Regions from separate parts of the Mus musculus genome. Here region 1 is linked to region 2. Evidence: chromatin loops called from intact Hi-C (ENCODE). Cell type or tissue: heart. All regions are shown on one strand. Links, peaks and the distances in the headings refer to the core of each region. The heading gives the core; the rest is flanking DNA. Region 1 overlaps Pex6 (peroxisomal biogenesis factor 6). Region 2 overlaps Cul9 (cullin 9).

Region 1 (4,380 bases), core at 254-4,253, 200 kb after region 2:
CAACATGTATGTGGGCCAAAGCGAGGAGAATGTCCGGGAAGGTGAGTGAGTGAGCGGGGAGAGCGAGCGAGTCTCGGGCCCTTCCCCAACACCATCTTCCCCAGTGGCTGCTCCTGGTCAGCTCAGTGGGCAATGGCCGGGGAGGAACTGTCGGGCACATGTGCCATCCTTCTCCCCTGACTTGAAGCTCCTTGACACCACTCTCCTGCGAGCCTCTTTCTCAGTGTTTGCCAGGGCCAGGGCTGCTGCTCCCTGTATCATCTTCTTTGATGAACTGGATTCCTTAGCTCCAAGCCGCGGACGGAGTGGAGATTCTGGAGGGGTGATGGACAGGTCAGGGGTTCTGGAGTCTGGGGAGGGATGTGAGATATGTGTGTGTGTGTATGTGTGTGTGTGTGTATATGCACACACATATACATATGTATATATGCGTATATGTATATATGTCTGTGTATATATCTTGAGTCACATCAGTCTCCAGCCCAGGCCTCTAAGACAGAGGTTCCTGCCCTTCTAGTTCAGAGCTAGAAGGGAAGCTAAAAAGGAGTGGGGAACTTTGAGGAGGCTCACCAGTGTGGCAGGGACATGGGGCAGAGCTTAGCAAGGGACCTTGCTGAAGCAGTCTTCAAGAGAAGCGCAGCTGGCCTGAGGGCACAGCAAGGACTCTGCAACCTTTGCCGCCTTCCTCCCGTACAGAGTTGTGTCTCAGCTCCTAGCCGAGCTGGATGGGCTCCACAGCACCCAGGATGTGTTTGTGATCGGAGCCACCAACAGACCAGACCTCCTGGACCCTGCCCTTCTGCGGCCTGGCAGGTGGGGACCCTGGACCTCTCCCCTCCACAAGGCTCCTTTGCGCCTTAACCTCTATCCTGGGCATCCTTCACCTCTCATGGTTGGCAGCCCTAACACTTCCTGTCTCTGTCTCTCTGAAGATTTGACAAGCTGGTGTTTGTAGGGGCGAGTGAGGACCGGGCCTCCCAGCTGCGTGTGCTGAGCGCCATCACACGGAAGTATGCGTAGTCGGAGAGCTGGGGTGGGGGCTTAGACAGTTAGGGGATGTGTGCGAGTCAGCATGACTTCTGAGGGAGGAGGTGAGGCCAGCTTTAACATCCCTGGTGTGGGTGTGATAGGTTCAAGCTGGAGGCCTCTGTGAGCCTGGCAAACGTGCTGGATTGCTGCCCACCCCAGCTGACTGGTGCAGATCTCTATTCTCTCTGCTCTGACGCCATGATGACTGCCCTCAAACGCAGGGTTCGAGACCTAGAGGAAGGTGAGCCCACCTGCCAGCCCTGGATGGGAACCATAAAGCTAGGGAGACAGTCCTGGCCCTGAATTCCAGAGGAATGGCTGAGCAGGGGGTGTCGTCGTCGTCGTCCCGTCCCGTCCCCCCCCCCCCCCCCCGGGAGTGGCTCTCCTACCTAGGCATAGACTGCAGCCTCTGTACTTCAGCTAGGGCTGGGGCTCTGGCCTTAGTCTTCCTTTCCACCCCTTAGGGCTAGAGCTGCGGAGCTCAGCACTGCTGCTCACCATGGAGGACCTGTTGCAGGCTGCAGCCCGGCTGCAGCCCTCAGTCAGTGAGCAGGAGCTGTTGCGATACAAGCGCATCCAACGCAAGTTTGCCGCCTGCTAGGAGCTGCCTGCCTGCCCTCTGCCTATGCCCCCTGACTGAAGGTACCTCCCGCCTGTCGCCTGAAGGCTGCCTCCTCCCAGAGATCCCTTGTGAGCCCTAGTGGGGGCCCCTAGTGCTCAGGAGGAGAGGCAGGGCTGGCAGCTAGGGGCTTGGCAGCCTGTGACCTGTGCGGAGACACTAGTTCTGGAGTAGAAAATAAAGTGTATACTGCCTCCTACTGGTCTTGTGAGAGGTTGCGGTGCAAAAGGCAAGGTTATGGGAGGCTGAGGTCTTGAGGGGGGATTGGGGGGGGGAACACCATAAAAACACGTTACTTCTGAAGAAACACCAGGCACAGGCTTGGAGAATGCAGACTGTATTGTTTACTCCGTTTGCCCGACCCCCACATCTGCACCCAAATGCAATATCTGCATTAGGGGATGGTCTTAGGGTAGGGGCCATTGCCTGAGCATGGGCTTCTGGGAGCCGGAGAAACTCAGTCTGTCTTCTTGAGCACATGGATGAAGTAGCAGGGAACGTAGGCCTGGCCAGGCTTGTAGGGCTTGAAGTCACCCAGGACGCTGTGCTGGCACCTGCCCCCAAAGGCTGCTCGCACCAACTCCGTGAAAGACGCCAAACAGTGTGGGTAGTAAGAGAGCCGGAACTTACTGCAACAGGGCCCCCAGCCAGATATGAGGGCTGCTGGCCTCAGGTCTCCCCACCACCACCACCTCTCTCCTGCCAAACCACGTCATACCTGAAGCCAGGAGAGCCATCTCTGCCAGTGCCTGGCACCTGCACTGTGTAGTCCAGGGTTACCATGTGGGCTTTGTTGTTGACTGTCAGTACTGACGTCGTAATGTCCTTGGTCAGGTCACTCTGAGGGCATGGGTTGCGTCATTCCCTGAGCCACCACGGGGCTTCTGGCCCTCCAGCTCCCGCTTCCCATTGGGGGGCAGCCCAACCTTATAGTAGATGTTCTTCCCCGGGGGCGCACAGCCTGTGCTGAGGATATAGTCGTAGTTGCGGTGGTCGATCACCAGCAGGCCCCCGGGCCGCACCATGCTTGCAATGTTCTTTAGTGCCAGCCGGTGCTCGCTCTGGTCACCTGGGTTCCCGGCAGGGCCACAGACACCATCTGCTTAGGCCTCCAGCACCACCTCCCGCCCCTGTCTCCCTCCCAAGTGCCAGCACTAAAGAAGACAGGCAAAATGCAGGTCTGCCTTATCAGGGCAGCAGGCCAGCCATCTTCGGACGTGGGGGAGCTCAAGGCAAGAGCCACAGCCAAGGCCACCAGCTTACCTTTGCAGTCTGGCAAGTGAGCAAAACTGTTCCCAAGGCAGATGACAGCATCAAAGCCATCTCCTGAAAGCACATCTTTGTCCAGCGTCAACCAGTTGGCTTCTTCAATGACTGGAGGCCAGGGCAGGGGTTGGGGGGGGAGTCGAGAATTATAGCACAGCACAGAAGCAACCACCTCCTCCCAGAGACACATGGGGACTCATTAGGGATGGAGAGAGCCACAGTTGGCAAAGCCAGCCCTCCACTTAGGGGCTTTTGTAGGGAGGAGAGACAGGATGTGATAAGACAGTTAAAAGTAGCTCTGTAGGGCCCAGTGACTTGACGTACACCTCTAGACTCTGTTAGACAGGAGCATCACTTAAATCTAGCTTAGCCAAGCCAGGCAACACGGGAAAAGCATAAAAACCGCTGGTAATGCAGCCCAGTGATCAAGGGTCTACTTGGCATGCCCAAGTTCAATGCCTAGCACCATAAATACAACAAACTTGCTCTTACCAGCCGGAATCCTACTCTGATGCCAAAGCCTTCCTTTTTAGGAAGTTGACAGGGACTGTACCGTGCCCTGAGGAAAAACCATTCAGCTCCACAGCAAGAGAGAGCCAGGGCAGAGAGTGACCCTGGAGGTGCATGTCTGGGGGGGCCTGGACAGACAGACTTACCCCAATTGTCAAAGGATGGCTCTTTCCTCCGGTTCCAGCGCTCCTTAAGCGCATATTTCAGCATCTTGTCGCTGGCGTCCACGCTCATCACGCTGAAGCCCTCTTCCACCAGCATGATGGAGTCCACTCTGGATGAGGTCAGAAACGGGGGACTAGAGGACCAGTCAGAGGAGCCTGGGAGGCCAAATGTGTGTGACATTTCCCCAGACATAACATTCCAGAGTCCGTTCCTCTGCTTCCTGTCCCAGGCCATCTCTACTGGTCTCAAGTGACCCATTAAGAATTTTCCTGGGGGCTGGTGAGATGGCTCAGTGGGTAAGAGCACCCGACTGCTCTTCTGAAGGTCCAGAGTTCAAATCCCAGCAACCACATGGTGGCTCACAACCATCCGTAACAAGATCTGACTCCCTCTTCTGGTGTCTGAAGACAGCTACAGTGTACTTACATATAATAATAAATAAATCTTAAAAAAAAAAAAAAAAGAATTTTCCTTATCAAGTAGCAAAAAAATTTTTTGAGAGTTTTTTTTTTTTTGTTTTTTGTTTTTTTTTTAGCCTGGTTTAAACAGTGAGTTCCAAGACAGCTGGGGCTACAAAGAGAGACTCTGTTTCAAAAAAATTTTTTTTCAAAATTTAATTTCATGTGTCGTGCCTGAATATGTGCATCATGTGCATACCTTGTGTCTGCAGACCCCAGAGAGGGTGCTGGGCACCAAATTTGGGTCCTCTGTAAGAACATGTGCCATCTCCCCAGCTGCCTCTTATTAGAAACAGGGTCTCCTAATGTAGCCCTGCAGGGCCTGGAACTCAC
Region 2 (4,380 bases), core at 117-4,116:
GAGGAAAAAGAAGGAAGCCAGTGAGAACCAGGGCCACTTCCTCTTCCTCCTCTTGCTCCTCTTCCTCCTCTTGCTCCTCTTCCTCCTCTTGCTCCTCTTCCTCCTCTTGCTCCTCTTCCTCCTCTTGCTCCTCTCCTGCCCATCTTCCCCAGACCCCCAGCTTTCCCTTTACATTTTTAAGTGGTTTTACTTAAACCCCTAGATTCAATAACAAATTGATGCTATCCTGTACATGTAATAGACATTCCCATGTCATGACCAGGAGGTTCCTCAAGGCCAGCGTGACAACAGGGGACAATCATCTGTCCACAGGACCTCACCCCCTTTCTATTTCTGTCCCCCATGGAAGAAATAGGCCACTTACCTGGTCACAGCTTCCCTCACCAACCAATGTCAAGTCTTGTAGGCTCTACACCTCAGCCTCTCACAGTCGGCTCTGCTCCCTCAGCCCCTCTTTTGTTATTTTTTTATGTTTTTACTTTTTGAGACAGGGTTTCTGTGTGTAGCCCTGGCTGTCCTGGAACTCACTTTGTAGACCAGGCTGGCCTTGAACTCAGAAATCCGCCTGCCTCTGCCTCCCAAGTGCTGGGATCAAAGGCGTGTGCCACCACACCAGGCACCCTCAGCTTCCAGACTAGACCGCACACACCTCCCAACACCCTTTATTCTGGCCTCCAGCCCTAATCTTCAGGGTTACCTGAGTAACAACTAAAAAGAAACTAGTTTCTTAAAGTCCCTGGACGAATCCCCAAGTTTCAGAACAAGGTTTGAAGTTCCTCACAGAGCTACAGTCTGAATGTGCCTGCTCTCCTGGCTGCTCCCCTGCTGCCATGACGCCCCTTCATTCCGCCTGAGCAGCATTTTAAAACGCCCATTGCAGCATCCCGTTTCTCCTTTCTGCACGCTGCCTCTGCCTGGGGTGCCACTGAGTTCTCTTTACTGAGCTAAGTTCAGCTTCAGGCTTCAGCTCAGCCAACAGCTCCTGAAAGGAAGCCTTCTCTGACCCTCGTTGGCCCCGGAACCCTCTCTCCTGGCCCTCTATCTCCCAGGAGGCTCTTCTCTTCACATTGACCTGAATGCCTTTGGCTGGGTTCAAGACAGCCTCCTGCCTCAGCTTTCCAGGGAGAGGGGCAACAGCCACGTCACTGTGCCTGCACCATGATGCTTTCGCTTCAAGCTGTTTTATTTCTGTTTCCTCTTTTATTCCCCACTTTGAGACAGGATATCAATATGGAGCCCGGGCTTGAATTCTTGATCCCCCTGCCTCAACTCCCTGAGTGATGAGATTATATACATGCACTATCAAGCCTGATTCTCTTGACTGACTCGCTAGCCTGGCTCCCCAACTACAAATTCCTCATCTCTGACTGTCCCTGTTCCCTCAGAGCCTAGTGCAGTGTGTGGCATTCTTGGCACTGAACAAACACCCACGGCACGAGCAGGTAAGCAGACTGTTGCTCTCTAAGCACAAGATGGTGGTATGTGGATCTGTTAGGAGCCAGTGACTGGGTTCAGACAGTGGGATGTCCACACAGCCGAGCACAGACAGGCCAATGTGCCAGTCATGCACCAAATGAGTTTGAAATGTCCTACAAGGACAGAGTTTACAAAGAGCATTGTGGGACGGTGCTTTGCGGGAGATAACATTGGTGCACAGTAGGATAGTTTGTATGAGCACATGTGCAAACAAATGGGTTCGCACCTAATAAGAACACCACGGTGCATGTGTAAGGTGATGGAGTGGGAGCCAGTGCTGCCGTTGGACTCCCAGTAGGTCTTGGGGTTGCGGTCCGTCAGCTTGCTGGCCCGGTGTGGGTTCGAGGACACCTCCACTTTCTCCCAGCACCTGTCCTCCTTCACCTCCACACTGGAGCCTGGGGGAGAGGAGGAGGGGCCGGGGGTCACAGCAAGGTCAGAGATAAGGAAAGGTCAGAGAGTGGGAAGGAAAGTGCCGAGCGGGTGGGAGCCAGGGACATGGCTGAGGGTACTAACCCTGGCAGAGATGCCTGAGGAACACATCAAAGAAGGGGATAGTGATGGGCTTGTAGGTTCGCCTGTGGTCTTCAATCTGGCCCAGCACCATCTGCAGCCAGAACACAGGGCAGGGAAGGGATGCGGACAAGGTCAGAAGCATGCACAGAGGGAAGAAGGCCAAGAGGGACCAGAACGCTCAACCCTTCTCACCAAGTCCTGATGGGACCGTGGAGGGCAGGGGGAAGCTTAGGGACAGGAGCCCAGATTTGCTGCCACTGCTGCCACATGGGATCCCAGAGACAGATACAAGGAGAGCCCACCCCTTGTTTCTGGTCTTCTCTCAGCTCCACACCTACAAGCCCCTCCTCACCTGGATGCAGCCTGCCAGGATGCTCGAGGTGAGGTTGCTGCAGAGCTGCGAGTACTTCTCACACTCGGCCACCAGGTGGCGCAGCTCAGAGGCCAGCAGGAGCTGAGTGGAGTGCTTGTCCAGGACTTTGGAGAGGGCTTCCTTACCTCCCAGGCAGCAAAGCACCACTGCGTAGTCTTTCTGCATCAGAGCCAGGCGGTGCAGGAAGCAGGTCACCTCCTGGACAACCTGAGCCCAGAGCCACACGGGTGAGTTTCCAGGAAAGAGAGGACAGAGAGGGTAAGGGCGAGGGCTGGGTCCACTGAAGGAAGAAGAATGGCAGGGACTGAGGAGGTCTGCAGGGCCAGGAGAGGAACAAGGAGACTGGAACAGTATAATGGAAGCGCTGGGACTCAGAGTCAGCTGGCGGTGCAGCTGGTGTAGTGTCACAGGCTTCTTCCTGCCAAGATCAAACTACCCCAAGGGCTAGCCTTTGTCTGACATCACTCCATGATGTACAAACCCTGGCTCGGAGACAGCAAGGCCCGTCTGGATTGCTGAGTGACACCAGCCTTCCTCTCCTTCCTCCAGAGACCACAGTGCCCTGAGACCCTCAGACCTACACAGATCCACTGAGCCTCTAGAGCCTCCCTAGGCAGGTGGTGCCCCAACTTCTGCTAGGAATCTGGTACCTCAGAGTCACTGCTTGGCCCATTCAGGCAGTTGAGGCAGGGCTCCAAGACCTCGTGCCAGGGGAGGACCATTGTCTCAGGATGATCCAGCAGTCGGGTCATGACCCTGGGGAAGGGAAGGAAACATGTAAAGCGCTAGCAGTCGCTCAGTCCCTGTGCACGGAGCCTGGACAGACTCTTTACCTGAGTATCGTGAGCAGCAGAGTTCTGTTGGGCCCGGGGGCATCTAGAGTCCGCAGCAACAGGAGGAATGGCTGCGTTTCCTGCTGGAGGCGCCTGAGGAGGGGCCTCACGGCAGCTGGAGGGCTGCCTTCATGGCACAGCACGCGTTCCAAGTCAAGGAAGAGTTCTGCTGACAGGTCACCCACCAGGGACCGGATGAGCGACTCGGGGGACCCATCCTGACCCTGGGTGCTTGGTGTCTCCAGTACTGCCGGGCAGACACACCAGAGGGAAAACGAGAGGCATTTTGTAGATCAGTCAAACCCACAAACAGTGCCATCCAGAAAGAAGCTGCCCCCTGCCCTCCCCCCCCCCCCCCCCCGCAAACCTCCTTTCCACATTGAGGATGTCTGTATCATAGCTTATCAGAGTATATGAAATTTTCTTTTCTGGTCCCCAATGTAGACCTAACTTTACTTGGAAAGCAATTACAGTGTAAGCTGCATTAACGGCATCCCAGTCACCGCCCACTATTAAACGCTAGCTATGTACACAGTACTGTGGTGATGGGAACATCCCCAAACTGCTGAGTGAGGCTTCAGACACACAGACTCAAGGATGCATACCGCTTATTGTGGTCCGCGTCCATATGCCTGCATTTTTACCCTATTTTTTTAAAACATAAAAATATCTTATAACATTGATGATAGTCCTCCTTTTGGTCAACAAGTTCTGCTTAAGATCAGGCATGCCAGGGGCTGGAGAGATGGCTCAGTGGTTAAGAGCACTGACTGCTCTTCCAGAAGTCCTGAGTTCAATTCCCAGCAAACACATGGTAGCTCACAACCATCTGTAATGAGATCTGATGCCCTCTTCTGGTGTGTCTGACAGCTACAGTGTATTCATATAAATAAAATAAATGAATCTTAAAAAAAAAAAAACAAAAAACCAGCACTCGGGAGGCAGAGGCAGGTAGATTTCTGAGTTCAAGGCCAGCCTGGTCTACAGAGTAAGTTCCAGGACAGCCAGGGCTATACAGAGAAACCCTGTCTCGAAAAACCAAAAAGAAAAAAAAAAAAAAGATCAGGCATGCCATGAAGATGCACACAGGTACTGTGAACACCTGGGAGACTGAGGCAAGAACATCCCAAGTTCGAGACTAGCCTGGGCTCCATAACATTACATATTACATTTCCTACCCTC

What was found. Peaks named below come from ENCODE experiments on the same cell type or tissue, not always from the same donor. Only the 100,000 strongest peaks of a DNase experiment are listed, where the experiment ranks them.
Region 1: it touches region 2 in a loop (4-fold over the local background); 11 of 42 quality-filtered maps call a loop at or near these places.

What each region holds. Positions count from the first base shown.
Region 1 is chr17:46,723,695-46,728,074 of GRCm38, forward strand. It overlaps Pex6 (peroxisomal biogenesis factor 6), which reads left to right. Exons shown (of 17, transcript NM_145488.2): 12 at 1-41; 13 at 225-333; 14 at 697-813; 15 at 933-1,010; 16 at 1,131-1,270; 17 at 1,494-1,849. The coding sequence ends at 1,630. It overlaps Gnmt (glycine N-methyltransferase), which reads right to left. Exons shown (of 6, transcript NM_010321.1): 2 at 3,571-3,698; 3 at 2,912-3,022; 4 at 2,575-2,717; 5 at 2,367-2,488; 6 at 1,970-2,277. The coding sequence ends at 2,106. Among named protein-coding and RNA genes, the nearest start is that of Gnmt, 3.3 kb to the right of the region's middle. In heart, for the core only: a CTCF peak has its summit at 1,845 (motif pointing left); no DNase peak of the experiment used is centred there; H3K4me3 peaks cover 255 bases; H3K27ac peaks cover 370 bases; H3K27me3 peaks cover 66 bases.
Region 2 is chr17:46,523,364-46,527,743 of GRCm38, forward strand. Cul9 (cullin 9) reads right to left here. Exons shown (of 41, transcript NM_001081335.2): 12 at 3,199-3,445; 13 at 3,016-3,121; 14 at 2,345-2,572; 15 at 1,993-2,083; 16 at 1,703-1,874. Among named protein-coding and RNA genes, the nearest start is that of Cul9, 21 kb to the right of the region's middle. In heart, for the core only: a CTCF peak has its summit at 2,408 (motif pointing right); DNase peaks (open chromatin) are centred at 2,358 and 2,838; H3K27me3 peaks cover 1,707 bases.